2 separate regions of the Mus musculus genome follow, and region 1 is linked to region 2. A link is a loop called in an ENCODE intact Hi-C map of the cell type or tissue named here. Cell type or tissue: left cerebral cortex. All regions are shown on one strand. Each heading gives the region's core, and the rest is flanking DNA. Links, peaks and the distances in the headings are about the cores only. Region 1 overlaps Ntan1 (N-terminal Asn amidase). Region 2 overlaps Marf1 (meiosis regulator and mRNA stability 1).

The links. Peaks named below come from ENCODE experiments on the same cell type or tissue, not always from the same donor. Only the 100,000 strongest peaks of a DNase experiment are listed, where the experiment ranks them.
Region 1: a loop joins it to region 2, with 2.3 times the contacts of the local background. A loop is called at or near these places in 2 of 42 quality-filtered maps.

The regions. Positions count from the first base shown.
Region 1 is chr16:13,822,319-13,838,818 of GRCm38, reverse strand. Ntan1 (N-terminal Asn amidase) reads right to left here. Exons shown (of 10, transcript NM_010946.4): 2 at 11,834-11,936; 3 at 11,694-11,759; 4 at 11,323-11,431; 5 at 9,741-9,814; 6 at 7,648-7,701; 7 at 7,159-7,212; 8 at 6,385-6,482; 9 at 4,025-4,138; 10 at 3,369-3,684. The coding sequence ends at 3,505. It overlaps Pdxdc1 (pyridoxal-dependent decarboxylase domain containing 1), which reads left to right. Exons shown (of 23, transcript NM_053181.3): 20 at 425-517; 21 at 627-723; 22 at 1,672-1,776; 23 at 2,204-3,119. The coding sequence ends at 2,460. Among named protein-coding and RNA genes, the nearest start is that of Ntan1, 11 kb to the right of the region's middle. In left cerebral cortex, for the core only: a CTCF peak has its summit at 8,175 (motif pointing right); a DNase peak (open chromatin) is centred at 10,247; H3K27ac peaks cover 644 bases.
Region 2 is chr16:14,114,336-14,130,835 of GRCm38, reverse strand. It overlaps Marf1 (meiosis regulator and mRNA stability 1), which reads left to right. Exons shown (of 27, transcript NM_001081154.2): 17 at 970-1,190; 18 at 1,943-2,085; 19 at 2,192-2,325; 20 at 3,578-3,780; 21 at 4,667-4,894; 22 at 10,382-10,612; 23 at 13,341-13,553; 24 at 14,786-14,846; 25 at 14,995-15,111; 26 at 16,483-16,500. Among named protein-coding and RNA genes, the nearest start is that of Marf1, 37 kb to the left of the region's middle. In left cerebral cortex, for the core only: a CTCF peak has its summit at 8,048 (motif pointing right); DNase peaks (open chromatin) are centred at 7,444, 9,104, 9,653, 10,246 and 2 more places; H3K27ac peaks cover 459 bases.

The sequences.
Region 1 (16,500 bases), core at 4,968-12,967, 290 kb after region 2:
GAATGAGCATGCTGCAGTTCACTTTGGGGTAAGGAAGGGATGAGGAGTTTTGAGAAGGCCAAGGAGCTGACTGCATTTGCTATTAGTTAGATGTTTAGACTCTGGGCTTTTCCCAGGCTTGGCTAGTGGCTAGTGTGACTTTGTCTCAGCATTAAACTGTGCTAGTTACATTATGAATGTAAGTAGTTATTTCTCTGGTTTGGCAAATGAGGCCGGACAACAGGTTATATGTGCTTTGATCTGCATGAGCTTTCATCATTTTCTGTTTAATTTTCTATGTTAACTTCTGCTCATGTACTTCAGTGCAGAATTCTAACATATTGACAGACCTCTGGGAAAGTGTCACCAATGCTGTTGACTATGTAAATAATTGTAGGCCCTGGGCAAGAAGCTTAGACAAACAGTATCTGTCTTGGTTTTATAGCTTCTAGAGAACATGACAGAAGTTGTTCGGAAGGGAATTCAGGAGGCACAGGTTCAGCTACAGAAGGCAAATGAGGAGCGGCTTCTGGAAGAGGTAGGTTCCTGCTGGGGCTCTCCAGGCTGGCGTCCTGGGGAAGAGGCTCACCAGGTGGTCCTGAACAAGGGCTCCATGGGCGATCCTGAATGAGGGTTATATTTTGCAGGGAGTGTTGCGGCAAATCCCTGTAGTAGGATCCGTGCTGAATTGGTTTTCTCCAGTCCAGGCTTCACAGAAGGGAAGAAGTTTTAACTTAACAGCAGGTAGGATGTCTCACTGGTCTATGCCTAGATCTGTTATTTCAGAGTTTGACCAGATGCCTTTAGCTTCTAGTACCTTCATGCTTTTGTACATCCCTGGATTCTCTGCCACGAGTCTGAAATGCAGCAGACTGCTCATGCTGCCATGTCATCTTCCCCAGTCCCTGCTGAAACAGTAAGAAAGCAAGTAGACACTTGATCCCATGTGCATTGCTCTTCCTTGGAACATGGACATGGATGTCCAGTTGGCCAGGTCTGGGAGCAGCACACTGTAGACACTGGCATAAGGACTGTTGGTTCCCTACAGCCCTGCTGAGTACTCTGTGCAGGACAGGGCTCCTTCTGAAAGGGGAACCTAACGTTTATAGCACACAGCACTGGATTTTTTTTTTTTTTTTAAAAACCAGTGACTAGCAGTATTACCAACCTTCTGGAAGATTAAAAACTGTGATGCCTTTCCTATTCTACAAAAAAAAAAAAGCACCCAAAATTTGATGTTCCTTCCTTTGGTCCTTTTCCAGAAAATAATGTCTGGATTCTCACAGTAGCCAAAGATAGCGTCAGATTTTCATAGTATGGTGGCACAAGAATATAATCCTGGCATTCAGGAGGCCAGTCAGGGTTATGTGAGACTTTGTCTCAAAAGACCATAAACAAGTAATGCTTTATCTGTCAGACATCAGCCATTAGCAGGAACATGTGCTCTTTGATGCTAAAGTGCATTTCCCAGCTGAAGGTGGGTCCCGGCACACTGCACACACTGACTGAGCACCCCAGGACTGGAGGCTGGGGAGAGATGTGAGCAGCTACAGGCTAGGTTTACTCCAGTCAAAGTTAGTGGGGAGCCAAATGGCTATAGACCTGGCTAGGACACAAAGCCAATTGAGGGCAAGTGACATCTCAGGATGCTTATGCCAGGAGCTTTTGCCCACTCCTTTGTTTTTCTTACAGGCTCTCTGGAGTCCACAGAATACACCTATGTCCACAAAGTACAAGGTACTGGGGTGACACCACCTCCCACACCCCTAGGCACTCGAAGCAAACAGAGGCTTCCAGGTGGGTTAAACATCTCCACATTTCACCATCATTAATAGAAGAAAACTAGTTCTTTTCCACTTAGGGAATGAACTCCGCATGCTGTTGAGATTCCTCTCTTGTTCCCTTATGTGCCTTTGTTTTCTTTAATCCAAAATTCCATTCCCCACACTGAAACATGCACCCATGATATATTCCCATAGAAGTGCCTCCATGGTACTCCAAAGGCAAGCATTGATTTAATCGAAGTGCTCACTCCCATTAGGGTCACCATAGAATCTCTGACCTGGGGAGCATTTTAGTGTCACAATCTTCTTTAGTTCCCACCTCACCTCTGAGATGCTTCTAAGCCACAATTCCAGCATTTCTGCAAAAATCAGTGACCATCAGGACCACAGAGCCTTTGCATATACTACCAGTTTCAGGATAGTCCGTCTCATGTCCCTAGGTCAGAAGCCTTTTAAAAGGTCCCTGAGAGGCTCGGATGCTGTGAGTGAGACCAGCTCAGTCAGCCACATTGAAGACCTGGAAAAGGTGGAACAGCTGTCCAGTGGGCTAGAGCATGACAACCTAGAGGCCCACAGCCCTGAGCAGCCTCCCAGGGCCACTGATCTCACGGCCAGACAGACTGAGGCCCTGCAGAACCAGGCCCAGCATCAGGAAGATGACCATTCACAGGTAGAGGAACTGGAGCGCTTAAGATAAGCTCAGTAGTGCTGGGCTGGAGGCTGTACTAACTGTCGTTTCAGGGAAGGTGAAGTTCTATGGAAGACGTGAACTATGCCACATGTTAATATGATAAAAACTTTTGTTGTTTGTGCTAAACTGGGAGTTTTGCACAGACACATGTCAGAAAAGCGGGCTTTCTAGGGGGCAATTAATTATTTTATCTGTAAGTAGAACAAATGACAATTGACTATTTTGGCCTGTCCAACATAGGCATACCCTTTCTTCCTGTACCACACATTTTGTACTGAGAACCGTGGCCTTCAAGCACCTGCCACTTGAAACACTGCTCTCATGGCTCTGAAGCTAATCGTGATGAAGCTGCATACAGTGACTCTCCAGGTTCTCCTCCGTCTGTCGTAGTAGCTCTGTAGGTCAGCCGAGTTGTGGTAGGTGCCTGCCTCACTGGTTGGCATCAGGAGCTCCTCTGCCTCTGTCCCCACTGCTGCTTCTCCGGGAGCCTAAGTAAGGACTGTCCACATGAGCTGTGGCTAGGACTGCCCCTTGCTGCACCTTTTCTCCTTACACTCTGTAAACAAATGTAAGGACTCACCTGTTAATAGAGTAATTAACTCTTAAGATCTCTTCCTGACCATATTTAAGTGTATTTTTAAACACTGGTAATGCTTTTAAGTTGGTGCCCAGTGTGCACTGTGCTTGTGTTTATTTGGGACAGAAAGCCGCCATGACGAGTCAGTGTCGTCAGCTGTGCAGCACGGTAAGGCTGAAGCAGACAAGCCCTCGGCTAAAAGTAACTTTTGAATAAGGAGTTTTCCCGACCAACTTGTCTGTGAAGGCCCTGCCAATGAAGCCAGTGGTCTTGCTTCTCTCCCTCACTGCTGAGGGAATGTGGACTTTTTGTTGCCGTAAAAAGTCATCTAAACAAATTGCCTTTGCCAAAATAAGATTTTATTTTGAAAGACAGGAAGGACGGAAGAAGTAAAAGTGTGCAGGTGTAGATTCCAAACCAGCAACCATCTTTATCAGGTGAAGATGAATTCTTCAGTAAACTCTGAGCTGATGTTAGCTCCCTGGAGAGGAGATCTTTTCCCACAAGCCATCTTTATTTTTTTTGTAGAGGAGAGCTTTATTTCCAGGAAAGAGTATATTCTCTGGAGATGGGAATTTTTTTAAAAACATCAAGGTAGATCTAATATGTTCAACAAAGTGGGGGGGCTCGGCCAGAGGAGACGTGGAAAGGCTCTGAAAAGACAAGATGGTGGATGTGAGAGGACCAGGCTGACCTCTCATTCAACATCAGAGTAGCCTTGGGCTGCGTACACATTTACTGGGCTAGTTTCAGTGTGGTGTCTGTACATCTGGGGAAACACACACTACATTGCTTACTGCTTCACCTGTATAAACAGCTGCCAGGATGTCACTAATCCCCCACTGCCGTAAAGGAAAGAGACACTGCCAGTGGCAACAGATAGTCACTCTCACCCATTGAGGAGAAGCAGCCTTAGCTGGTCTAACCTTTTTTTCTTACAGATGGGAACCAGGGTGCAGAGACTTAAGGTTTAGCCGACCTGTAAACTCTCACCTCTAGGATTTGCTTGTCATCTTGCTGCAACCAGAAATCCACTTGTGGGAATGGCGTCCAGGAACACGGGCCTATTCGGAGTTGTTCTGTCTTTGCATCATAAATGCTAATCATCTAAAAGAACCATTTCCATGACAAGCTGTAAGGACACTGCCCTACCACTGCTATAGGCTAGTTCCAAGGTTGTCTGTCCCCTTAGCTGATAAGCTGCGCACATTGACCTCCCGTAACAACAAGGCTGCCACCACCAAATGCTTCCCTGTGCACTGCTGTGTTTACTTTTGATGGCAAGCCTACAAGAAGACAACATGCTGTCCTCTCAAGGGGAAGCTGATGGTGAGAGGTCTCAGGTCACATGTCCAGTGAGCAGCAGCAGGGCCTCAGAGCCAGGTAGGTCTGACTAAAGCCTGAATTCCTCATGGTTACACAGAATACCACAGCTCCTTATTACCACCCCAAGCAAGTAGTCATCATGTCACATAAAAGAGTTCACAGTGCCCAAGACAGACAGCTCATACCTGCCATCAAACACTCAGGAGGCTGAGGCTGACCCAGAGAAGAGCACTGTGGGTTCCAGGACAGCCTGGATGACAGTGAGGCCTTGTCTCACAAAAGGAATAAAAGAAAGGTCTGGGTCTTTTGCTTTTGTTGCTGTTTGTCTGTCTTGTTTTTGAGACAGGGACTGACTGTGGTAGACCAGGCTGGCCTTTAAACTTTGGGATCTTCCTGCTTTAAAAGTGTGCACCGCCAAGCCGGGCGTGGTGGCACACACCTTTAATCCCAGCACTTGGGAGGCAGAGGCAGGCGGATTTCTGAGTTCGAGGACAGCCAGGGCTACACAGAGAAACCCTATCTCGGAAAAACCAAAAAAAAAAAAAAAAAAAGTGTGCACCACCATACCTCCCCTGGTTTTCTGTGCTGCAGTAGGTCTCACATACCTTGGGGCTGGTCTCAACTCCCGAATGTGGGATCACAGGTGTGCATACCATCACTACCAGCTCTGTGGAAGCTGATTGGCCATTCCTTGAATTCCCAAATCATGCCAGTGGGAATTTTCAGTTTTGAAAAGAGTACTCAATATTCTAATTATTAACTAAATAACAAAAAGAATCCTTTGCCACAGTTCCAAGACACCCTAGGCTACATAGCAAAACCAAGTCAAATGCAAAGTTTTTAAAGACAAGATTAGGACTCCTGAAAATTATTAAAAGACTGGCAAAACAAATGTCTGTCTCTGAACATTTTCCTGAGATGTTGTTAGCACTACACAAACAAGCAGACTTGGAGCTTGCTGGGGCCTGCGTTGCTGGCACATACTTGAGACCAGGCACCTGTGCCCTGTGTCTTCAGTTGTTTAAGACAAGACAGGACCTCCCACTGAAGCGGAAACTACATATTCAGCAAGACTAGAAACCTCAATCGTCAGCCTGTCTCTTCCCCAGTACGAGGACTGGAAGCATGCACAGCACACCCAGCTTCTCATGTCAGTGCTACAGATCATGCCTACATAGCATAACATGTTTACATGTTACATAGGATCGTGTTTGCCTTGACATCCCAGGCTGGCCTCTACCTCACAGCAATCCACCTGTATATCTCCTGAGTGTTTAGATTAAAACTGTGTGCCAGGCTCATTCTGTACATTGTAAATTCTTCTAGCTTCTACCAATTCTTCCGATGGGATGAATATTAAGCATCCTAGAGACCAAGACACAGTTGTACACTTGTGTAATCCCAGCCTGGGAAATGTTGAAGCTCTTACATAACAAGCTCTTATCTAAAGATAAAAGGGCCTAGGCTAAAAGTGCTCGGTGACAGAGCACTTACCCAGCATATGTGAGGAGCATCTTGAATCCATCCTTAGCACTACTAAAAACAAGGAAAAATATAGTGCCCTAAGGAAGTTAGACTTTAAAACTGACTAAGTGACTCACTAAACTACTACTCCTTGGTCACTTCCGTCCCTGCCATCCTCTCTATGGGAAGACGTCCCAGGCAGGCTGTTACTGTCTCTTCTATCTTCCAAGGAGAGAACTAGTGTCTGGCACTTAGAACCTAAACTCACTTAGAACCTTTTTTTTTTTTTTTTTTTTTTTTGGTTTTTCGAGACAGGGTTTCTCTGTGTAGCCATGGCTGTCCTGGAACTCACTCTGTAGACCAGGCTGGCCTCTACTCAGAAATCCGCCTACCTCTGCCTCCCAAGTGCTTGGATTAAAGGCGTGTGCCGCCACTGCAGGGCGAACCTCTTAACTCTTGAGGAAGTGGGCTGGGTAAGGAGGTGGCCATAGCTTTTCTCGGGTCTAAAAACTTGAGGCTCTTGGGGTTCCCTCTTTATCCCACAAAAATAGGCTCCCACTCACTGGGCCTCCTGCTAAAGCTCTTGCAGCACGCAGTTGCTCCTCTGGACCACGATCTTGAAAGGAAGCTCTGTAAATCTCTGCAGTTTTAATGTTGACAGCTGCAAGGGACAAGGGAGTGACTTTAAATCGACAAAGATCCAAATCAGACTTCACATTTCTAGCACTCCACATAAGAAGCAGAAACAGAAAGGAACGGGAGCTGAAGGAAGTCTGAGGTGCTGACAACCTCTGAACCAGCACAGAGAGAAGAACAGCCCCAGACCTGCTCTGGACCCTTGCGGCATGTGGTTTCAGAACTCTGCTGCGACCACAGACACTTGTGAGGCTGCAAAGTGACAGAGAATAAAATAAGAAGTGCCTGTGTGCTCACCACCCAGCTAGCTAAACAAGGATACACCAGAAGCCCTTTGCAATTTGCTAGCCTCAGAACTGAAGAGAGGAGGACCCTGGGCTTCCTTACTTCATTCCCAGAATATATAGAGATCCAAATACCTCACACCTTCCCCATGAGCACTGGCTAGGGGGGAAAAACGCCAGACCCCTCCCCTCCAGTGAGGCAGTGTGACACTGTGACATGTGACACTGTGCTACAGGAATGAGTGTGGGGTGCATAGCCTGTGCTGTACACTGGCATTAACAACCTCACAGCTAAAAGGTTAGTCAAGGTTGGCCTCTTGCCCAGGGTTTCCAAACTCACCAACAGACCTTTAACCTAACACAGTCTGCTATGCCCACATGCACACCATATAACCCTCGGATACAAACGCTACTTACCGATGCCATAAATGATTGGAAAGTGATTTTCATTTTCTTCACGGTCATTTAACTCTAAGAAACAAAGGGAAGTAGAAGCACTAAGCAGTTGTTCCTCATAGAGGAGAAGCTCAGTCAGTGCAGAGCCCCAGGGGGCACTGGCCAGCCCAGCCCGCCCAGGAACAGAGAAACCAGACAGCGTGCCTCTGCAGAAGCAGCATGAACATCCAGGTCAGTTGGGTAGGACCCGGTGGCAAGACGTCTGCCTAGTGATAAGGAGTAGTGGGCACAAGGCATCCAATAGGTGATGGCGGTTAAGAGCACTGACTGCTCTTCCAAAGGTCCTGAGTTCAATTCCCAGCAACCACACGGTGGCTTGAAACCATCTGTAATGGGATCTGAATCCATCAACAGTGTACTCACATAAAAAAATAAATATTAAAGTAAAAAAATTACAGACAAAAACTTCCTGAGCCCTTATACCCCTTTGGGAAATGTAGCAGAACTTACCTGTTACACATAATGTCACTAAGTGAATGTCATCATCCTGTTTGTCAAATTCACCTACAATTGATGTCAAAAAAGTGCTCAAGTTAACAGGGATATGTGAGTGTGGTTAATATATATATATATATCATGAAAACGTTCTAGTAGGGTCCTGGGCAGGGTCCTCAACTGACACAGTAATTCCTAGCATGCTCAAGGCATGGTGCCACAATTCAATTTCAAGTCCAGTCTGTGCTGCATAAAATCCTGTCTCAAAAGGGGCTAGGTGAGAGTAGAGGTTAGGCCAGCAAGAAGGCGAAATATGTAAAGGCTCTTGCAATCTCTGTTCCGTATATGGACCCACTCCCCCAAGTTGACCTCACCTCCATGCTCAAGCTATACGGTACACATGTGACCTAATGCTCACATGCACTTAAATGAAAAAGAAAAGAAAGTGGAGTCTGTTCCGTCTAACTAACGGGGCTGGAGACGTGGCTCAGGGGTTAAAGCACTTACTCTACTCTGACAGAAGGCCTGGGCTCAGGTACCAGTGCCCACAAGGGGGCGTTCTACGGGGAGACTGACTTTTTTGAGTCTGTTAGAGCAAAAGAATTGTCTTTATGTGTATAAGAGTTTGCCTGTGATGTATGTGTTCCATGTGCGTAGTGGTTCCGGAACCACCGGTATTGGAACTGGAGTTATAGACAGCTGTGAGCTGCCGTGTTGGTATTGGGAATTGAACCTGGGTCCTCTGGAAGAACAACCAGTGCTCTTAACCACTGAGCCATCATTCCAGTCCCCAGAGCAAAAATTTTGTGAATGTTTTTGGACAAGAGAACAAAAGTGAGTAGGTTCTGAGTGCCCATCACCCCACTGTAGGTTACCCTTCAATTTCTGTGCTCAGCTAAGCTCATAACAGAGACAACAATACACCAGACACATCATATAGTTTTATATTCTAGTTGCTTTTGTTAGACACAGGTTCCCTTCCCACCCCAGCCCACCCCACTCCAACCCCCACCCATGCAATTAAAACTTCTTAATAAGGTATATTTGACACAGGGTCTCACTACATATCCCTGGCTGCCCTGAACTTAGTAAATACATCAACCAGGCCAACCTGAAACTCAGATCCACCTGCCTCAGCCTCCCCGAGCGCTAAGGTTAAAGAGGTGTTCTACCATAGCAAGCTTTCAACTGTTTTTTGTTGGTCTCACTGTGTAGCTCAGGCTGTTCAGGAATAAACAACCCTCTGCCTCACTCACTTCCCTCCCAAGCATTGGGCTGCAAGCATGGACTCCACGCCTGGCACAGTAGGTCACAGCTCCTAGGAGATTTGTGACCCTTCTCAGGACACTGGGTGTTCCCTGTTGTCAGAACGATCATATTGTTCATCTGTGCGTCAGAATCTCTGAGCAAATGTTTGGTTTTTTACATTTTCTTACTTGTGTGTACTCGCTGTGAAGCATGTAAGAAGGTCAGAGGTCAATTTACAGGAGTCAAGTTTCTTCCAAAGATCAACTGTCAGGCTTGGTGGGAAGTACCTTACCCACTGAGCCATCCTGCCAGCCTCTCTCTGTGCACACTTTAGATGATTTTCTTAGAATGGATTCTAAGAAGGGGAGTGAACCTTTCAAAGGCTTGAGCCACAATGCCAGGTTCCTCGATGGCAGGCTGCTCCAAGGTATGTGTGTAGCACTAGTGAATATCTATTACACAACCGAAACATAACCGTGTCTTCTCTTGTACTGATCTAACAAAAAAGGCTATCATTGCTGTTTTCATTCTCTCTCTCTCTCTCTTTTTTTTTTTTTTTTTTTTTTTTGGTTTTTCGAGACAGGGTTTCTCTGTGTAGCCCTGGCTGTCCTGGAACTCACTTGTAGACCAGGCTGGCCTCGAACTCAGAAATCCGCCTGCCTCTGCCTCCCGAGTGCTGGGATTAAAGGCGTGTGCCACCACGCCCGGCTGTTTTCATTTTCTCAAGATTACAAAGACCGCTCCTGCCAGAAGAGTAATTGTTTCTATACAGCTCAGAGTATGTGCTCCCTAAGAATTCATTAACTCCTGTTTTAAAAGAGCATCTTGACAGTTTGTAACTGTAGTGGGGGTGAACTTACTGAGAAGCTGATGAGTAAGTTTCTGTGACAGCTGCCTGTCATCACTGAAGCCTCCCACAAGATGTACTTCCAGCCTGCCAAGAGAGGTACAGTGGTCAGAGTTAGGACAAGACTTGACTGTGCTGGTTTGAAGGTGATAGTTAGTGGCTCCCATGAACAGATACAACAGGCTTCTCACAACACATGATGAAACTACTTGTGGGCATGATAGGGCGCCATGGGATGTTGCCAAGGCTAGTAACAAATCTGTCACCCAGGGTCCTCAGTGCAGTGTCACCTGGCCTCCCACATGGAATACGCTAGAATTTCTCAGTACCTCTACCAAAGAGCATCTGGGCTGTGGCTACCATGGCTTTGCCACGGCTCCTACCAGGCTAGCCTCGATATCCACAATAACTAGACATTGTCTGCAAACAGACCAGACAGTTATGTTCTGAGAACCCTTGTGGCTAGCCTGGGCCAAAGCAAAAGGAAAAGGCAATTTTAGAACCACACAAGTCAAAAAGCCCGTGAAGCTTGCCAGCCTATGGCACAGACCCAGCCACAAGGTTTGAGTTTTAAAAAGGGCTCAGCGCCAACACAGTTAGCATATGCAAGGCCCAGAATTCAATTTCTAGCATATATATACATATACAAAGTTTAAACTTGGTTTATATTTTAAGGCTAGCCTCAAACTAAGACATCCTCCTGCCTCTGTCTCCCAATACTGAAATTAAAGGTGTGCTATCATACCTCTCCCCATTTTTTAATTTACTTATTGCACTATAAAGCTGACCAATAGTGCCCTCAAGACCCTAAGTACCTGTGTATGACTGTACTAGTTCCTTCAAAGCTACCAAGAAAATAAGAGCCAAGCGTAATAACAGAGCAAGTGGACCAGTTATGTGAGCAAGTGGGTCACAGGCCAGAACTTAACTAGCTGTGTGGCTTTGGTAAATGGCCATGTGTCACAGGGTAAGGATGAAATGCTGAGGGACAGTTAGTCCGGGCTGGTTCTTACCCTACACCCTTGCTCAAATTGTTGGCCTGCTGAGGTGTGTAGCACTGTCATGCTCAGCTGACCCTGCTGCCTCTTTAGTCCTTCCTACACATTTACTCACCTGCCTGCTTTATGTAGAGTATGAACACTGAGCCTACACTGAACAGGAAGTTCTTGGCCCCAAGGACAAGTGGCTCCCACAGAAATACCCCTTGAATAGGCCACAACACATTAATACTTGAGATGCAAAGATCCCAACATAACACAAGTTCAAAGCCAAACTCAGTTTAAAATTGAGCACAGAAGCCCAACATATAATCCTGTCACTATGGAGGCCAGGGCGAGAGGATCATGAGTTCAAGGCCAGACTACATAGTAAGCCCTGTCCAACAAAAAGTCCAGTGCTGGCTTGTTCCTCCTGTCTAACCATCCATCCATTCATCTATCTACCCATCCATCCTTTTATTCTTCCATCCACCCACCCAGCCACCCACCCATCTATTCCACCCACCCAGGCAGTCAGTGTAGACACCAGCCATGCTCATGGTGTACAAGCACAGGGCATCCTCCACAGTGTCCATACAGCAACAGCATGGCACTGACCTTCCACACTCAGCATGTTCAGAGAAGGATTTTATGGAGCTCATTATCAAGGGGACTTCAGCTTTGGTGTCAGATCCATCACAATGTGTCAGGCAGGTTGCCCCATTTCCTGGAAAACAAGGGTAAAAGGAGTTATTCTTTATATTCTGGCAAATGAGACATGTAGACCACCTCATCTTTAGGCACCCTGTAAGAAAACTGAAAGACTCCATGCTGCCCAGCCAACCCATCTGACCAGGGCACCAGGGAGACGCTATGCAGACAAGAAAGATTTGGCTTCAAATTTTACTAGGAAACTCAAATGAGAAAGTCAGTGGTTCCATGTGGTTGGGATGGCTTAACAATAGTCTCCTTCATCTCTGTCATCATACCTGTATGTCTCAGGACTACAATGTGACAAGTGGTAGCATCATCAGAACCCAGAATGGAGATGGAGCCTGTTTAAAAAAGAAATAACATGAAATACCCAGTAGCTTTGGGATACGGCCCAATGCACTGCTTCCTAACCTACCATCCTTTGGGGAGGTCACTGCAAGCTCTCTTTGCTGAACATACAGAAGGCCCTGGGGTCCCACTTGTTGAACAGACTGACCTCTGAGAAGTCTGGCTCTTTCCTGTTTAATTGAAACAGAATAAAATAGTGGTGTGAATTAGTGAGGCTTAAAGATCTAGAGAGGTGGAGAGAGCCAGTGTGTACTCAGAAGTGGGAGACAGGCCGCATGTCTGAACTGGGCTGCACTGGCAACAGAAGGCTGATGCGGAAAGGCAGTAGCAACATTCCTTCTGACTAAACAACATGTGACACAGATCCCAGTACCCAGGAGAGGGGCCAATCCTTCACCGAGTTCAAGAGTTTGAGACTTAACCTTAATTTTGCTGTCTCTGTCTGTCTGTCTCTCTGTGTCTGTCTCTCTCTGTGTCTGCCTACTCCTCCCTCCCCCTCCCCCTCTCTCCACAGTAATTCAGTAGTTCAGGCCGCCCTTACCCTGTCCATTCTGTCCTCCTACCTCTTGAGTGCTGTGATTATAGGTGTGCATCACCATTTTACAAGTGTAAGAAAATCTGAGCCAGGAGTGGTGGTTCATGCTTATGGAAATTACAACACAGCGAGACTGAGGCTGGCTTTAATGCAGAAGAGGCCAGTCATGGTAGGAAACACCGTCATCCCAACACTCAGGAGGCAGAGGCCAGCCTGGGCACATACTTGTGTGGGGGGAGGTGACACACTACTGACATGAATTCTACTCTCCACCGTGCAATAAGCAAGTCTCCTCCTGTGTCAGTATCCTGCGTCAGTCCTGCACTCACCTCTACCATTTCTCATGCCTGGTGCAAGTTTGTGTCTAATTACTTAATAAAACCCAAAACTACCGGATGAACTTAATGACCAGTCTAACTAATTAAGCACTGTCTTCCTTTAATGAGTACCCATGTTTCAGATGCTAGGACATGAGAACTGAACTAGGAGGTTGTGGGCTCAGAAGTCAGTCTCCAGCAAGGTTGGGGTGGGGCACAGGAACGCAAAAGAAACTACAACTAAACCACATAACCTCCAACTGGTGAGACAGTGTGGTTATTGTACAAGCCAGGGTAAATGTGGCTGTCTCACATTCCATCACACCCCAGCTCAGTGACACATGAGTTCCCACGTCCCCATCCCTGTCCTCACCTCCTTTGGGAGGGGTTAATAAGACAGATTCTTACCACTCATGTACAACTGGCTCACCACCAGGAAGTAACGTGAGAACAAGTTAGCATTCAAGACTAACACAAGAAAGGAAAGCAGTGTGACCAGACATGGTCATGCCACAGAACACTGGCTAGCACACTCTCTTCCCACTTGATAAAAGCTGTTTCTAAATGAGGCCTCACTTCAGCACATTTGTGTGCAGGAGAAAAAGGGAGATCTGCAGATGTATGGTGGACATGCATGAGTGAGAAGTGTGCATGTGAGAGGTGTGCATGTGTGAGAGGTGTGCATGAGTGAGAGGTATGTGTGCATGAGTAAGGTGTATATGTGTGAGAGGCGTGCATGAGTGAGAGGCGTGCATGAGTGAGAGGCGTGCATGAGTGAGAGGCGTGCATGAGTGAGAGGCGTGCATGAGTGAGAGGCGTGCATGAGTGAGAGGCGTGCATGAGTGAGAGGCGTGCATGAGTGAGAGGCGTGCATGTGTGAGAGGCGTGCATGTGTGAGAGGCGTGCATGAGTGAGAGGCGTGCATGAGTGAGAGGCGTGCATGAGTGAGAGGCGTGCATGTGTGAGAGGCGTGCATGTGTGAGAGGCGTGCATGAGTGAGAGGCGTGCATGAGTGAGAGGCGTGCATGAGTGAGAGGCGTGCATGAGTGAGAGGCGTGCATGAGTGAGAGGCGTGCATGAGTGAGAGGCGTGCATGAGTGAGAGGCGTGCATGAGTGAGAGGCGTGCATGAGTGAGAGGCGTGCATGAGTGAGAGGCGTGCATGAGTGAGGGGCGTGCATGAGTGAGAGGCGTGCATGAGTGAGAGGCGTGCATGAGTGAGAGGCGTGCATGAGTGAGAGGTGTGCATGAGTGAGAGGTGTGCATGAGTGAGAGGTGTGCATATGAGAGGTACACACATCTGAGGTGTACATATATGTGCTCCTGGAAGCCAGAGATCAGTATCATATGCCTTCCTCTATTACTTTGTCTCTTATTTCTGTTTTCCTTTGTGTGTGCATACACATACACATGTGTGAGGTACCACATACATGGCTTGTACATGGAGCCCAGAGGGCAACCCTTAGATATTAGCTTTCTCTAGCATGTATGTTCCAGACACCAATCGTGGTCATTGGGCTTGACAGCAAGCATTTACCATGTAGCCATCCTGACTGCCCTGCCTTAGTGTTTTGAAACCAAATCTCTCACTGACCCTGGGGCTCACAGTTTTGGCTAGACTGGCCGGTCACCCAGCACCCGGATCCATGCTCCACCCCTTGGCACTGGGATTCCATAAGCACTCTGAAGCCTTTTGCGTGGGTGCTGGGATCCAAACTCAGGTCCCTGTGCTTGCCCGCAAGCATGTCATCCACTGAGCCAGGCTTTGTCCCATTCTTCCTAAAGTAGCTGTGGCCCACTCGCCACAGGGTCTCATGTTTCTTTGTATTTAATCCATGTGCACTCAAGTGTCTCAGTCCCTTCCTTTCCCAGTGACCTACTGAAAGGCACTGCTTTTTTTTTAAAGATGTATTTTGTCTATGTATATGAGTACCATTGCTCTCCTCAGACACACCAGAAGAGGGCATCAGATCTCATTACTGACGGTTGTGAGCCACCATGTGGTTGCTGGGAATTGAACTCAGGACCTCTGGAAGAGCAGTCAGTGCTCTTAACCGCTGAGCCACCTCTCCAGCCCAACACTGCTTTTTATGTTTGAGGTCAGCAAACGTTTCTGTCAGAATGACTAGATGAAAAGCCTAAAGGTTGGCTCTTCTTCCAGAGGTCCTGAGTTCAATTCCCAGCAACCACATGGTGGCTCACAATCATATGTAATAGGATCTAATGCCCTCCTCTGGCATGTCCGAATAAATAAATCTTAAAAAAAAAAAAAAAAGAAAAGAAAAAGAAAAAAGAAAAGAAAGAAGAAAAGCCTAAAGGTTAAGGGTCTCTAGTTACGCAGTGAAAGAGCCAGAGCGATGGATGTGGTTGTATTCTAATAAAATGTGACAGGTACCGGGCGTGGTGGCCCACGCCTTTAATCCCAGCACTCAGGAGGCAGAGGCAGGCAGATTTCTGAGTTCGAGGCCAGCCTGGTCTATAGAGTGAGTTCCAGGATAGCCAGGAGCACACAGAGAAACCCTGTCTCCAAAAACAAAAACAAAAACAAAAACAAAAAAAGTGACAGGTGACATGGAAATTTGAATTCATGTAATTTACTGTTATAAAATATTCCTTTCACTTCTTCTGCCAGTATAGCTTAAGAAATAGGCATTGTGTGTGGCCAGTGAGAAAAGAAGAATTCTTATCTGCAACTCTGAGGACCAGCCCACACCTCTTACCCTTCTGCTATGTTCATCTTTCCCTTCCAATGGCACTTTTCTTTTTTTTCTTTTTTTTTTCTTTTTTTTTTTCTTTTGGTTTTTCACAGGGTTTCTCTGTGTAGCCCTGGCTGTCCTGGAACTCATTCTGTAGACCAGGCTGGCCTCAAACTCAGAAATCCACCTGCCTCTGCCTCCTGAGTGCCGGGATTAAAGGCGGGCGCTTTTCTTTAAATGTGAAAGTACCTGCTCCACAGTGAATCGTGGGCTATGTACCAAATTAATAGCAGGAAGTTTGGGTGTGGCTTAGTGGCAGGGGTGTGGAGTGGGAGGCCCTGGGCTCCATCCCCAGCACAGCACAGAAAACTCTAAAAAAAAACCAGCAGAAGTCAACACACAGTGAGTGCCACTCATGAGTGCCAAGCCCTAAGTTTCTGACTGCTGTCTACCCTGGAACATACTGTGTAATCCCCAAATGGCCTATCTCAGCATACTGACTGCTAATGCTTACGGGCCTCTCCACGTGTGCTCAGTTAAGTTTTTGTATTAGCAGCCCCACATCGCTAGGGGCTACTGTACTGAATTACACAACAAAGTGAAAAGCAGACACCAGGGTTCCAATCCTAACTTCTTTCTAAACTTGGGGCCTAGGACAGTCACACTGTATCACGGTTATTGCTGTTAAGAAACACCATGCCAAAGGCAACTCTTATTTTTAAAAAAAAAGAAGGAAAAAAAAGCGTTTAATTGGGGCCTTGCTGAGAAGCACACAGGCATGCTGTTAAAAGCAATAGTTGAGAGTTTTGCAGCAGAGAGACACTGGGTCTGTCATGGGCTTTTGAAACCTCCATACCCACCCCCTCTGAGAAGGGCACACCTCCTATTCATTCCCAAATAGTTTTACTAGGAGCTCAAACATATGAGCCTATGTGGGCCAGTCTCACTTAAACCACCACACTGTGTCTGATCTCACAGCCCTCAACCTAGTAAATAAGAGCAAAGATACTCTCACAGCATGGGGCCTTCTACTGTGGTTGACCAATGGGTGCCTAAAATCAGACAGCAGTAAACCCAGACATACTGGGGAAGGAGTTTAACAGTAGCAATATGGGATTGCCCTAACAACAAGCTATGATGAAAGGTGTTTCAAACTTCCTAGCCAGCATGGTGGCATCTGCCTGTGA
Region 2 (16,500 bases), core at 3,394-11,393:
TCTTATATAACCAAGGCTTGTCATAAATTCATAATCCTCTTGCTTCAGCCTCCTCTGCCTCAATGCTGAGATTAATTTAAGGACATTTGCCGCTATACTCGCTCTATTTAGGCTTTTTTAAAAAAATAATTTATTTGTATTTATGTTCATTGGTGTTTTCCCTGCATGTATGTCTGTGTGAGGGTGTTAGAAACTCTGAAACTGGACTTACAGACAATTGTGAGCTGTCATGTGGGTGCTGGGAATTGAACCTGGGTTCTCTGGAAGAACAGCAGCCTGTGTTCTTACTGCTGAGCCATCTCTGCAACACCCTTTTCCAGATAAGCTTTTTTTCTTGTGTAAGCACTTTTTAAAAACCTGATGGAGCAGACCTGTTATAGCATTGAAGAGACCGACAGGAATATTGCTGTGAATGTAGTCTTCATAGGCTGGCCCAGTCCTGCTGGGGCTATAATGAGGTAGGTGGATAGATCTGGTTCTTCCTCAGTTTCCTGTCCTGTTCAAGTGACGGTTTCCCATAGCTTTCCGGGTAAAATTTCAGCTCTACTGTTGGTTAATTCCATTCTCGTGGGCTACCTTCCTAGTGCTTATCTGCACTGTGTCTGTGGGGAAATATGATGAGCAAGTTACAAATGGATCTTTGAAATACAGCCAGTGTAGTCTGGAAAGTCCTTGTTCGTCTTCACTTCTACCATCACCCTAGAGTGCTTTGTGGGGATTTTGTTGTTTTTTTTTTCTTTTTGAGAATTAGGGCAAATGGTTTGCCTCTCTGTGGTAAGTGGGAGGGTCTGGTCGTGTGGTTCTGTGGTGCCTGTGCGTAGAAGCTGAAACTTGAAACTGCTGCTTGCCTCTGCACAGTGATCCTGAGCTAAGAACACAAAAAAGCCTTTGAGCCAGTGAACCCATGCCTAAGGCCTCATGGTGTTTTGTTTTGTTTTTTTTGTTTTTGTTTTTGTTTTTCTTTTCTAGACCCTTGGCTTCTTCGTTCTAAAAGTCCTGTGAGAAATCCCCAGCTGATTCAGTTCAGCAGAGAGGTCATTGATTTACTGAAGACCCAGCCATCGTGTATACTACCCGTCAGCAATTTCATCCCTTCATACCATCACCACTTTGGAAAGCAGTGCAGGGTTTCAGACTATGGTTATTCCAAGCTGATTGAACTCCTAGAAGCTGTGCCTCATGTGTTGCAGGTAAAGGGTACAAGAGGTTGCTTGTTTAAAGAAACGAGTGTTCTTCTGTGACCTCAGCTGCCACAGCCAAATACTCAGACATTCTGAGCTAAACTTCCTGTAAGAGCTTGCTTCAAAATGCAGGAACCCTCTCAGGTGTTCAAGAAACTACAAATTTCCAACCTAAAAGAATTCCTTAGAGGCCTGTGTGCATTTTCCTTCTAGTCTCTAGGGGCTAACACTTGCTTTCCAGCAGTGTTCTCTAGTATGCTCATTATTGCAGGGGGTTGCTATGAGCATAATGCACTTACAAGTTGGTACCTACCAGGGTGTTAAGTGCTCTACCTTTCATGAGTTGGACATTAGTCACTTGATTAGGGTTTATTGTATCCTATCTAGACTGCCTATAACTTCCCTGAAGACAGTGTTTTAATAATTTCCTACTTGTTAAAAAGGCCTGAAAAACTTAATCTGTCTTTTAGAGATGAAATTAGTCATCTAGACTGGACATGTGCACTTCCTCTTTGTGCTCATGATCTTTTGAGATAATGGCACTTTGAAATAAGCAAACAAATGATCTTGGCCCCAGACAGTTGTGTCATTGTTCTTTTTAACTGTACATACTGAATTGTGTCCATTTCAAATTGTGGGCATTATATTTGAGGGAGATAGCTTGAGATTAACAAGAGCAAGAAAGACAGAGACAAGGTTGACACAAGAACGTATCTTTTGAGGTTTTCATAGTATAAGTAATTAGAACATTTCATTTTCAGATTCTTGGTATGGGCTCCAAGCGTCTGATGACCCTTACTCACAGGGCCCAGGTGAAGCGCTTTACTCAGGATTTACTAAAACTTCTTAAGTCCCAGGCCAGCAAGCAGGTCATCGTGAGAGACTTTTCACAGGCTTATCATTGGTGAGTTGATGGGATACTTTAAAAAAGAAAAGCAGTCTTTTGTAAAGCTTGTTACTGTGGCAGTGATTTTACTCATTCTTTGCCCATTTCCCATGTTAAAACATAGGTGTTTCTCAAAGGACTGGGATGTCACGGAATATGGTGTTTGTGACTTGATTGATATAATATCAGAGATCCCAGACACAACTATTTGCTTGTCCCAACAAGATGACGACATGGTCATTTGTATCCGAAAAAGAGGTATATGGAGGGATGTTGTCTACCTCAGTGGTGCTATTGTTTGTACTTTTGAGACCTGACTTCACTGTATAGCTCAGGCTTGCAGTAGTACTCTGACCTCAGTCTCCTAAGTGTTGGGATTGTGGGCATGAGTCTAGTCAGTGTTTACTTTTAAATGGAAGAGTTATTTTAATTGTGTATGTGTGTGTGTGGAGGGGGGGTGCACTTTCTTTTCTCTTTCCATAGCTCTTAATGGTTCCTTTGAAAGTGTAGTTTGTAACATTACCTGTGTTCTCTGGAAGAAGGGAAGCCATGTGCCCTGTAAGAACACACTGGTTAGTGGGGCACCTTTAATCTCAGCACTTGGGAGGCAGAGGCAGGCTGATCTCTGTGAGTTCAAGGCCAGCCTGGTCTACAGAGTGAGTTCCAGGACAGCCAAAGCTATACAGAGAAACCCTGTCTCGAGGGAAGAGAAGGCAGGCAGGCAGGCAGGCAAAGAATCTACTCAAAGGGGAGAAGCTCTAACCAGGGTTTTGTTAAATGCTTCCCAGCTATGTGCATGTTTCTAGTGCCCGTTATCTGATGGAGAATCCAATTTAGCTCTGAGAATTATTTCACCATGCATATTTTAGAAGAAAACAAACACAGAGGAATGTGGCATTTGTCTTTCCAGTTGTAGTTCAGTCAAGTCTGGGAGATACCCTTTAATGCCAGAGAGAGGGTCTCTGTGTCCCTGAGGTCACAAGCTTCCGGAGTTAAAACTAGTAGTATCCTTTTTTAATCAATTTAAAATGAACAGATGTGAAGATCAGTATTTAAGTACTTTTTTGTTTTGTTACAGTTTTGATGCCTAGTAACTCCTTTCTGCTGATAACTTTTAACTGGAGATCAAATGAATAAGCAAACACATGAATGCTCAGAAGTGTGATTTTACAAAAATAACATCTTATTGCTTGAAGCACCCAGACTTCTGTGTCTGTCTTGTTCACATAGGTGTAGTAGACAGGATGTATAGAAATTGTCCCTATCTTGTAGGTGATGACGTGTATTTTACACCTCCCACAATAGCACCCTTGTTTCCCAGGATTGTGCCTTGAGCCTGTAGGAGAACCACTGGCTCCAAGAACCTAGTTGGAAGTAAATGTACTTATTGTGTGCTGTGTGGCTGGGGAAGACAAAGCTGATCTCTTGTGACTCCGACAGAGCTCCTGCAGGGTTGGTACTGACCACAGTGGGTGGATGCCTGACTTATAAGGTGCTTTATTTTTTAAAGAACGAACTCAGGATGAAATAGAAAGGACAAAGCAGTTCTCCAAAGATGTTGTGGACTTGCTGCGCCACCAGCCCCATTTCAGAATGCCCTTCAACAAGTTCATTCCCTCTTACCACCACCACTTTGGCCGACAGTGTAAACTTGCATACTATGGATTTACCAAGCTGCTTGAACTTTTGGAAGCCATACCTGAGATTTTACAAGTAAGTGAAGAGGTTCTAATTCTTCAACTGTTTTTGTTTTTGTTTTTTTGTTTTTGTTTTTTTTGTTTTTTTTGAGCAGTGTATAAGGGAGGTGTTACTGTTTCTAGTTATGAGTCTGAAATAACCTCATCAAAAAAGCTGTATTGTTGACCTGTTAGTAAATTAGGTTAATGTGCGATTTGTTCTATAATCTCAGAATTTATGAGGTGGTGCCTGGGGAGTTCTGTGATTAAAGCCAGCCTGGGTTAACCAGCAAAGACTCCACCTCAAAAATAATCTTCAGGGTTAGAAAGATGGTTCAGTGGTTAAGAGTGCTGACTGCTCTTCCAGAGATCCTGAGTTCAGTTCCTAGCAGCCACATGATGGCTCACAACCATCTGTAATGGGATTTGATGCCCTTTTGTGGTGTGTCTGAAGACAGCTACAGTGTACTCATACATTAAATAAATAAATAAATCTTTAAAAAGATAGTCTTCAGCTTGTGTTAGAATAATCACTGGAAATAGGATGAGATGGTTTAAATATTAAACAGTATTTTTTGAGCAGCATTGTGCTTTCCAAACACCCTTGGAGGTGGGGTGGGAGTACTCATGCCAAGCTCTTCCAAGCAGGGCTGGACTTTTGTTATTAGTTTTATTAACATCCTTCATTCCAAAAGTGTTAAAACTTTTTGTTGTTATAAAACATACATAACAGAATTTACTGCCAGGAAAAAGAATGTCTTACATGTGTATTTGAATGCTGAGGGAAGAGCTCTTGTAGAAGTGTGACTTCGTAACACATTCCCATCTTAAGTGACCAATGTGTAGTGTTCCGTGCCACTTAACTTTACCTATAATTATGTGTTCAAACCCCCACCCCTCCTTCTGCCCTATGTGTTTCTAAGGTGTTGGAATGTGGAGAAGAAAAAATCCTGACTTTGACTGAAGTGGAGCGATTCAAAGCTCTAGCCGCCCAGTTTGTTAAGCTTCTGCGGTCCCAAAAGGGTAACTGCCTTATGATGACAGATCTGTTTACAGAATATGCTAAAACTTTTGGTTATACATTTCGTCTCCAAGACTATGATGTCAGTTCAGTCTCAGCTTTGACACAGAAGCTCTGCCATGTTGTAAAGGTAAGCCAATGTCCTTTCACTGACAAGGCTGTGGCAGGTCTGTGTGAGGTGTTGTGTATACTGCAGCATTTTGGTTGTGTGTACCCTGTGTGACTTGCTGATGCTTTATAGCTGTGTGTCATTGAAACCTTAATAGGTACTAGTAGGTGGCTTGGTTTGGCACTTTAGATTTATAGTCTAGGGAAAAACTACCAGGAGGAAAAACTGGAAAGGGAAGCAGGAAGTGGTGGCATCATCAATCAGAGGCTCGTAGGGAATCTGGTTATATACTTATTACTGACAGAGTAGAGGTGGAACTATTACAGGAGATGGGAAGGAAGTGACCAGTAGCATTCCGTAAGACTTAGGTAGCAGGAGGTGACTGTCTTGCTGCTGAGAACAGCACTTAGAAGACTCTGAACAATGAAGTGTCAAGGGAAAGTGGCAGCAGGATTTGCTACAGCTTTTGGCTAGCTTGCTTGTGAGGGGAAGTGAGAGAGCCACAGCTGATCACATGGGATGAAGGGAACCAATGAGCTGCTGGCTTGATGTCCAGGTACTGCAGTTAAATGTGTTTGAAAGTTCCAAAGAACAATGACTTGAGAAGTGAGCAGACACAGGCAAGAAGGACTTCTAGGGTAGTGTGATGAGGAGGTGGGAGATGAACCATAAGGAGGGGCTGCCTTAATCTTTCACAGGAATTAGGGCTGTTGGATGGGATCTGATAAAACTAAATCTGCCCCAAGAGCTAAATGTTCACCAGGAAAAGAATGCTATGTTATCTTTAAGTGGAAGGTTAATGTAGTAGAAAATAGTTATAAATCCTGGCACAGGGTTTCTTAGACCATTTATGTTCCCAGATGAAATACACAGCCTTTATATTTTTAAATAGCCTTAGGCAGCACAATAGCTGGGCAGCTGCTTACCCCTCCAAGTTATCACTTACTATTTAACATGTTTCATCTGGGCTGCTCTTAATTACAGTTGGGCAGCCCTCAAGGCCACGCTCTCTTGGCCCTTGGCTGTTGCGAGAAATATTAAAAAATGAACCATCATGTTCCTGCACTTGTGCCAGCAACGCTCTCCCCAGCGGCCTCGCTGGCCATGCGCTGGCGGGCAGTGACAGACCTGTTTGTATCTCTTGGAGACTCTGACTCAGTTCCAGAATGTCTCCAGCCAGCCCACTAAGTTCCCACTGGTGAGTCTCTACCACACCAGCCCCATGCTCCAAATCCCCCATGGCCTTTGTGAGGCACCTCAGGCAAACTCAGGCTTTGCTGTACCTTTCTCTCTTGAACCCAGTTGAGCCTCTGTGTGAAGGAAAACACAACACAAACTTAGTTCAGTTCAGAAACGACAGTAAAATCCTAATCTTGTAGGCCTTATTAAATCTAAATCCTTTGGTGGCTAATCCTGACAGATCTGCCATTGAAACTGGGAGACTCTCATAGCTACATCTTGTCCTCACCCTATCCCCATCCTAAAAGACCTCTCTCTTGCTTCCTCTCTTCCTCCGTCCAACCCGTAAGTCCCTCTTACTCACCCGGTGATTAGCTCCTTTTTTCACTAGGGGATTGGTTCACAAGAATAGCACCAGGTCCATCCATAACACATGGCAGCTCTCTTTCTCCCTCCTGCGTATCCTTCTTCTATTCTATGACTGCTCTTTCTTCTCCCTCCTCCTGGCCCTCTCTCTCCAAGCCCATGAAACCTAAACCCTACCTATATCTGTTCTGCCCAGCTATTGACATCTTTATTTACCAATCACAATTAACTGGGGACCTTGTCACAGGGGCTATGGTACAGACTCCAGGTCTTGTGGCCCCTCACTTAGCATTACAATAGACAGTAAAAGATACACCCTCCACAAGTTAAGGCAACTGTTTAAAGAAAAGAGGGCTCAGAGCTTAAGCTAGAAGAGCTCAGAGAAGGTGTGACTTGTGGAGTCGGGTGTGGAAGAGCACTGTGCACGTGGGGAGCTGATGCTTGCCAGGGATGAATGGGAGGGATGAGTGTGCCATAGAGTGCCATGAGTGTGCTGTAGATTCAGAAGCTGATGTCTGGGCACATGGTGGGAGCTGGCCAGATGGCCACAATGGAAAGGACGTAAGGGGCAAAAGAACTTAGACTATTGACAGCAATATCAGTGAACCTGTGGCCCTTAGTGCTAAGATAGACAGAAAGCTGAGTAACAAAAGCCTGGCTTATAATCCCAGGACCTAAGGAGGCTGAAGCAGGAAGACTTGAAATTTAAGGCCAGCCTAAGCAACTTAACAAAACCCTATCTCCAACTTAAAAAAATTAAAAATAAAAATAAAAAGACTAGAGTTATAGCTCAGTGGTAGAAAGTTTGCCCAGCTTGCAAAGCCCTGCATTCAGTCCTCACTACTGAGGCTAGGGAGAAACAGAAGCAGGAGGAAAGGATCATGTGAGACTTGAAAGAAGATGGGGAATTGAAGACAGTAGCTCTGTCTAGGGGGCAGGAACAGATCCATCCTCTCCTTTCTTATGTAATTAAAAGGCAGGCAAGGAGTGTTAACAGAAATCCTGAGGAGTCCTGGCAGAGCCAGCATTGATATGTGAGAAATGGGAAGTTTGAGTTTCTTTTTGGCATTCTCAGTTTCATGGGCAAAAATAAGAATAGACTCAAAGTGGAAGCTGGAGGTTGCTTATTAGAGTTTTAAAGAAAAAAATCCCCAGACTGGCAGTCTGTAAATCTTGCAGTGTCTTGAAGAGAATCGAATGGAGAAAAGGGGGGTGGGGGTAAGACATGCCATTTGAGAAGCTAGCACAGAGGTCAGCCACATGGCAGGGAAGGGAGTTTTACAGAAAATGTAAGGAAGCCCAAAGTACCAGGGAACATATGCTTAGGCTCTGGCCATATCTGAAAGAAAAGACAGAAGAGAAGAAAAAGGAAAGTTAGGCCTTCCAAATCAGGATTCTGAAAGATGCGCGGGCCCAGCCAGGCTTCATGTTGGCTTGTGGGTGGGGGTTGGAAATTCTGGAAAGGAAAAGGACATTGTCTTATGATAAACCCACCTCTCAGTTAGCTAGGCCTTTGTCCTGCCCAACAGAATCAGCTGTTTTCAAAGAATATTTATTTGTTTATTTTTATTTATATGGGTATTTTGCTTGCATGTATGTCTGTGCACCACATGTATGCAGTGCCTATGAAAGCCAGAAGAGGGCATTGGATCCTCTGGGACTGGAGTTAAAAATGGTGTGATCTGCCAAGCTGGGAATTGAACCCTGGTCCTCTGGAAGAGTAGCCAGTATTCTTAACCAATGAGCCATCTCTCTAGCCCTTTTCTTACTAATAGAAGGGCTGAGCAATGAATTGCTTCTGTCTTCCATTCCATGTTTACCCCAGACACCCTATGATGTGTATGAATGAAGAATTTAGAAGTAGGTAAAGACAGAGCCTGGAATGGATCTCTCTGGAGAAGTGTCTGCAGTGGAATCAATTAGAAGTTGAGGGATTGAAAACCATGATATGTATGACAGGTCCAGGTCTCCCCAGTGTCCACTGGCCAAGATGTCAGTATGGGTGGGCTTAGGTAAATAGGAAGGTTGTAAGCCAGGACTAGGGAAGGATGTGGCTCCCTTGGTTGAGTGCTTCCTCACCATACACTAAGCGCTCAATTGCTTCATCCCTGTGCTGCATAAATTGGACGTGGTGTACCCTACTGCAGCCAGGGTCTGTGTTGATATCTATGGCCCATGTTACTACCAAAGGCCATAGCCATGCTGATGTCCATTGTCTATGCTGCAGCCTGAGGTCTTGTTGATGTCTGTGGTTTGGACTGCCTCTGAAGGCCTTTCTGGGTTCATGGTCCTACTGAAGCTAGGGTCTGTGTTTGTGGTCTATGCCAGAAACCTTATGGAAGCCCCTGATTCATGTTCCCACTGACTGTAAAGAGCAAGGAAGGTACTTCAGCAGTAGTATCAGTGACTGTAGATGCATAGATGAGAGAGAGGGACATGGAAGGCTTCTGTGACAACCGCTATCCCTACTTCGAGCCCCACGACAAAAAAGGAAACAGCCATTGAAAACAGGAGGCCATTAAGGACAACTCTTTAAAAGTATGTTAAGGATGCAGAAGTGTAGTTCTCGGCTATTGATGGCTTCTAGTTGGGGTTTGGGGAAGGAAAGACTCAGTTGTAGTTAAGAGGCGAGCCACTGAGAGTTTGGTCATGCTCCAGTGAGTAGATAAGTAACACAGATCGAATGTGGAGAGGGGGTGTTACAAAGTGGGGGCGGTCATGGAGGAACTGGGAAGTGAGTGTGATCTGGGTGTATAATATGAAATTCTCAAAGAACTAATATAAATATTATGTTGGGAAAAAAGGCAGCATTGGCAATCATCTAGGATTCTAAGATAGTAACTCAGATGTTTTTGACTCGTGTCTGCTGATTGAGTGCCTGCTTTCTCATTTATTTTTTAAAGATTTATATTTATATGTATATGTGTGTTTGCCTGCTTGTTTGTGTGTGCATAAGTATCAATGCAGTGCCTGTGGAATCCAGAGGGCAGCATTGGATCACCTGGAACCAGAGTTACAGGTGGTTGTGCCTCCTTATATGAGTGCTGGGAACTGAACCTGGGTCCTCTGCAAGAAAACCAAGTGTCTTAACTGCCGAGCCATCTCCAGTCCCCTCATTCCCCTACTTTCAAAGCAGGCTATGTGAACAGCTCTACTACCACTGTAGGAGTGAGAGTCTGCTACCATGTTCCTACCTCAGTTCAGAGCATGCCTGGAAAGTAAAGAGATGCTGATGCTGGACTGAGTCCAGAGTCCTAAAGAGACAAGCATATGTGGCTGTAGGCAGGGAGCCATTTGATCCTCACAGAAGGCAAAGCCATTGGGCAAGAAGCGTACGGGGACAAGACTGGATGTACTGGCAGGTAGTGCGAGAGCACAGAGCTCTGTCTGCTGCCTGCAGTTAAAGATCATGGCGGGTCCTGAGGAAGGCAAGAGGTCTCAAACACCAAGTGCTTGTCTCTGCTCTTGGTATTTGGTGCTCAGACAGTACCATGTATCTTTCACAGGCTCCCCAGGTGATGTTATAGATCTTTCAAAGGTTCCCCCAAGTTCTTTGTCTCCTTGAGAATCTGAAATGTTCAACTAGATGCATAGCAGATGAAAATGGCCATCTTTAAAATTGGCTCTGGGATATCAGAGAAATGCAGCTTTCCCTGTGGTCACTAGCTTAGCCAAGACCTGCCAGCTGGCCGGCTGTCTCTCTGCCTTAGGGGAAAAGCAGGAAGGAGGAAACAGCACAGAAGAAGAGAGAACCATGGCAGTGTCTCCAAATGTCTTCGAGATGAGTAGGTGGAGTTTGGACTGTAAGGAGGGTAAAAACAATTTCTGCTCCAGTCTCATTCCAAGTGTTGTCTGCTATCACAAAGAAGCCCACTGCCGCTTGTGTGTAAGGGCCTCTGTTGGTCCCAGTAGCTAGAATGGATGATCTGAATTGGGTTTGGGTTTGCATTCTCCTTTCTGTAGGTTGCTGATATGGAGTCTGGTAAACAGATCCAGCTGATCAATAGGAAGTCTCTGCGGTCTCTCACTGCTCAGTTGCTGGTCTTGTTGATGTCTTGGGAAGGGGATGCTTATCTTCCTGTTGATGAGCTCAGGAGACATTATGAAACCACTCACAGCACTCCTCTCAACCCCTGTGAATATGGATTCATGACCCTGACTGAGCTACTGAAGAGTCTGCCGTACTTAGTAGAGGTATGTGTGTGAGTGGGTCTTCAGACCCATCATTATCGGAAGTGTCTCAGCCTGGAGTTCTGTGAGGTCTACCATAGTATATGTAGAGCTGGAAGGGTACTAGAGGTCTTAAGACTGGCTGGACATTTTTCTTTCTTTCTCTTAGTAATGTTTTTATCTTTTGGAATTAAAATATCATATTTCTCCCTTTCATTTCTTTCATTTCCTCCCCTCAACCCCTTCCTCTATCTCTGTCAAATTCATGGTCTCCCTTTTTTAAAAAAAAAAAAAAATTGTATTATTACTTACTCTTAGATATTTTACTTTATGTGTATGAGTGTTTTATTTGCATTTATATATATGCATCAAATTATGCCTGGTACCCACAGAACTGAGAAGGAGGCTTTGGAGCTCAGGAAACTGGAGTTATGTTACTAATGGTGGTTCACCACCATTTAGGTGCTGGGAATTGAACCTGTGTTCTTTTCAAGAGCAGCAAGTATTCTTAACCTGCTGAGCTATATCTCTCTATCCCCCTTTTCTTTAAGTGGTGGTGGTGGTTGCGGTGGTGGTGTGTTCGAGTACATGGTAGCAAGTGTGTGGAGGTCAATTTCCAGGAGTGGCTGGACTTTATACACTTGCTGAGGCATTTGAAGTTTTATATATATATATATATATATTTATATATATATATATATATATATATATATATATATATATATACACACACATGCACACACAATGTAAAAAATGTTAAATTTCCATTAATCCTGAAAAAATAGTTAACTGCGGCTTTTTAAAGATGAAGATTTTTTTTAAATTTTATGTGTATAAGTGTTTTGTTTGTTTGCACATTGTACATATAACTGGTTCCTGTGCAGGTTGGAGAAAGGTTTTGTGTACTCTGGAACTGGAGATGCAGATGGTTTTGAACTGCCATGTGGGTGTTGGAAACCAAATCTAGATCCCCTGCAAGAGCTGGAATTATTCTTGCTGCTGAACCAGCCCTCCAGCCCCAACTTCAGCTTTAATAAAAACCAAACAAAACACTTTAGAACATGAAAAGCAATGTGTATAATTTACTTTTTTTTTTAATTGCTTTTGTTGGTTTGTTGTGCTGGGACTCAAACCCCAGGCCTCATGCATGCCAAGCAAGCATCTTGCCACTCACTGAGCTAAGCCCTATCACATCACCTATTTTTATTTTAATCTTAATAATACTCTCTTAAACTGGGCGTGGTGGCGTACGCCTTTAATCCCAGCACTTGGGAGGCAGAGGCAGGTGGATTTCTGAATTCGAGGCTAGCCTGGTCTACAGAGTGAGTTCCAGGACAGCCAGGGCTAAACAGAGAAACCCTGTCTAGAAAAAAAAAAAAAGAATAAAATAATACTCTCTTAAAAGAAAATGAATCTACAGAAGATGTCAGCAGATAAAATTTGGCCATGTAGAGAATAAATGATTAAACTGTCATCTTGTGACCATGTGCTAGGTCAATAATTGAAAGAAATCAAGTCCTTCTTGATTTCTAAATGATATTCTAAATTATGCCGAACTTTACCCCAGCCCCAAGTCTGACACTTTAAAACTGTTAATTACATCCTACCAAATGCAAGTTCTGAGCATCGTGATAGAACGCTGTAAAGCAGGTGTACAAAGCAAATACTTGATGATAAATGATAAGAACATTTGTTTTGTTTTGTTTTGTTTTGAGAACATTTGTTTTTAAATGACTGATTGGTATGCATGCAGTTTTACCATTTACAAACTGGTATCGTGTTTTGCATATTGAGATGGATGTTCTTGTTTGTTTTCATGTAAAAGAATCTTAGCTAGATCCTGAAGATATAGGATCTAAAGCATCTTCACTGTTTTCAAAGTTGAATAATAGCAGAAAACTGCTATGAGCAGAAAAACACAGCTATTAATAGCATACCTCAACTGCAAATCATTTAGGCAGCACTTGTTGGAGTTGCATGGATGACAGCATGTGTGGCACCGAGTGTGTGATGCCCCGTGGAGAAGTGCTGCTGCAAACACCTTGGATTCATTATCAGTTTGGCTCTTGAAGTCGTTTTTTGATGGTTGGGATTCAGAAACATTATTTTAAAGATTTATTTATTTATGCATGTGAGTGCTCTATCTGCATGTATGCCTGCATGACAGAAGAAGACCTCAGATCCCTTATAGGTAGTTATAAGCCACCATGTGGTTGCTGGGAATTGAACTCTGGAACTCTGGAAGAGCAGCTAGTGCTCTTAACTACTGAGCCATATCTCTAGCCCTCAGAAACATTTTTATACTGCCAGTTTTTTTGCGGTCCTCACATGCAGTTTCAAAAGCTGGGTACCAAAAGACATAGGGGATTTGTGTATGTGTTTGCAAGGATGACCACTATTTTCTGTCTCACATAACCTCTGATGAGGTCTAGTACCCACAGTCACTGTGTGTGTCTATCTGGCTTCCCTCACCTTTCCTGTCTGCTTGCATTGGGATTACAAGTTCCCTACTTTTGTTTCTTCAAGCTTCAACAGTATTACACCTGCAGAGAAATCAAAATTGCCTGGGTTGTTGAGCCTTGACATGAGCCTCTCCTAGGGCTCTGGGAGACCAGTCTATGAGCCCCTTTTAGAGTGCTTTTAGAAGCCAAGGTGATTTGGGGCCTTTGAGTGTTCTTGGCAGGAGGCCCTCACTTCAAAGCAGACAGGGCCAGTCTCAGGAAGTTCCTAATCTTCCTTTCTTCTGGGCCAGGTTTGTACGAACGATAAGGCAGAAGAGTATGTGAAGCTCACAAGCCTGTACTTGTTTGCAAAGAATGTGAGGTCTTTGCTTCATACCTATCACTACCAGCAGATTTTTCTTCATGAATTTTCCATGGCCTATAACAAATATGTTGGAGAAACACTACAGCCCAAAACTTATGGCTACAGTAGTGTGGAGGAATTACTGGGAGCCATCCCACAGGTAGGTGTTTTCCTCAGCTTCTGGGAAAGTTGTCTTCCTGAAAAGCCATTGCTGATTCCTGATCAGAGATGTAAGGTGTCACCCGAGTGCTGCCAGATAAGATAAATGATTTTAGTGTTTCTCAGTGACTTTTATAAACCTTTATTCCTGTGTGCCAAGTAAGTTAGTTTCAGGCCTTCCTTGTAGGAATGTGGTCAGTGGTCACCTAACCAGACAGGACACCTAAGCAGATGCCCTGAGTGTAATGTAGCCAGAACTGCGTAACTGTGACCCCTGTGCTCAGTGGATATAGAGAATGGCCCAGGCAAGGCCCACTTCCTGAGCATAGCAGTCTTGGAGGGGCAGTATCACAGGTGTCTGTGAGCTACTGTATAGCAGAAAGGCATAGGCTGTCGTGGTAGGTGATGTGACATGCACGATGAAGAATAGCCAGCAGCTGTGAGAGGCAATGAAACTGTTCTGGGAGATTGCTGCAGAAAAATAAAAGTGAAAAGTGCAAGTGCTAGAGCCTAGAGTGGGAGTTCTTCCAAGGCCCTTGCTCCTCCAGGCATGAGCTTCCCTGTACTGTGGAGGAGTCGGAGGAGCCCAGCTTTACCTTTGGAAAGCATTACAGCTGTCCACAGAAGAGCTGAGGGGAAGTGGAGTGGGGAAAGAAGCTATGCAGGATCCTGACTGCTGCCCAGGCTCCAGAAGGTATTGGCAAAGGAGTTGAGCTGAGTTAAAACAAACTCTAAAACCCAAAGTATTCTAAAACCTTCTGAAGGCAACGTGATAACTAAACTGGGCAGCCCATATCTGACCTCCTGTGATGGATTGCAGTCAGAACACTTTTCACTTAAAGTGCCTTCAGGCTATGTGTATACAATGTTTATGAGATATAGTTGGATTTCTAGTTTAAGTGCTCCTAGACCCCCAAGGTACCTCACTATGTATAGGCAGATATTCCCAAATCCAAGACCCTCTTGAGTCCGAGCATTTGAAACAGAAGGTGCTCAGCCTCTGGTGAAATAGTGGAAGAATGCCTGGGAGCCTAGGCCTACTTACACCCTGACCTGGCTCAAGGAGTGGAGTGTTGCTTTAGGAGCTAAAGAAAGCATAGGCAAGCTCTTGGCATTTGTTGAGTTCTGACCCTGGTATGTGAGAAGCAGGTACAAGAGTCCTCACTCTCATGAATGTTAGGGTACTTTCCTCTCTTTCTCCACTGCTTAACCAGGAGTATGTCTTGTGTGCAGGTGGTCTGGATAAAAGGACATGGTCATAAGAGAATTGTAGTGTTAAAAAATGACATGAAAAGTAAGTAAGCTCCCCTCCCCTCCCCTCCCCTCCCCTCCCCTCCCCTCCCCTCCCCTCCCCTCCCCTCCCCTCCCCTCCCCTCCCCTCCCCTCCCCTCTTGTGATTCTCTCACTGACCTTTCTCTCTGATGGGCACGCTTGTCTTCTAGACCGCCTAAGCTCATTTGACCTTTTCTCTGTCAATCATGAAGACCAGCCTGCAGTGAGCAGGCAGATCCTGGCGGTGCCAGAATCCCATCTAGCCTCAGAACTCCAGCTCCGAACAGGTACTGGGTACTAGAGGAAGATGAAGGAAGTAGACAAAGCCTTCAAGTTCAGAGGGTGTTTGGGGTGGAACATGTGGAGGAAAAGGACAGTGGGCAATTTCATTAAAGTTAAATATGCATTAAAATTTTAGATGTATCTTATTTATATATATGACTGTTTTGCCTGCATGTATGTGTATGCACCATGTGTGCATTTGTTGCTGAGGAGATGGGAAGAGGGCATTGGGTCTCCTGGAATGGTAGTTAATGGAAGGTTGTGAGCCACTATGTGGGTGCTGGGAGCCAAATTCAAGTCCTCTACAAGAGCAACAAATGCTCTTAACTTCATGAGCCATTTCTCTAGACCTAAATATTCACTTTTTTCCCAGTGCAGTTTGGTTTGTAGTTAACAACAGGTCTACATGTGCTAGTATTGAATGATTGTCTGTGTAAGTTCCTTAAAGAATATCCCAATTCAGGTGTTTTGTTTTTGTTTTTGTTTTTTAATGCTTGCCAAAATGACTGTTTAAAACTGTGATAATAGAAGGAAAGAGAACCCAACCCCATTTGGTATAGAGTACCAGGAAGGGTAGACGGAAGTAGATGAAAGGGTAGGTGAATTTGTGCTGATAGTCGAATGAAATTTTGCTAATGATTGGTCAGAGTGAGTGGGTGGACTATGCTGAGTTGGGTCATCAGGGTTCTTGCTTGGACTAGATTTGGAAAGGATATAGCACAGCATACAGACCTTAGGAAGAAATGGCTCAGGACCTGAACATGGCACATTAATATATAGTGGTGCAAATATACTTGTCTGGGTAACCAAGTCATGGACCAACTCCAGAATTCTGTAGACTTGGATTTCACCGTGTGTATGAAGATCCCATTAAGAGGGATGCTCTTATAACATCACAAGTAGCTAGAAGGATTACTGTTCCTGCTCTAAGAGAAAAGTTAATGTTTCCAGCATCTGACATTGCTGAGGCTTCTTACCCTAGCTGCCTCCTTCCACTGTCCCCAACCTTCTGTAATTTTGTGTCTCCTCCAATGGCCCTTTTCCTTTTTGGGCCTCTTCAGAGTCCACTGTTCTAAAGAACAAAAATCTTCAGCAGACTGTTGGCTTTGGTTTATTGTTTGCCATGAGTCTTCTTTCTGATAGTGGCGTACGTGTTTGGTTGTTTTTGTTTATGTATATATATTAATATGATATATGATATACATACACACACATATATATATATATGAATGAATGAATGAATGAATGAATGACTATGGGAGAGAAAGAGCATGCGCTGCTTGATTACTTGATGCTGACTTCGGAGGCTGAGGAAAGCCTCAGGCAGACCTCTGTGCCTGTCTGACTATAGCTGTCTGTCTCCTCCCTCTCTGCAGGACCCAGCCAGATGGAGC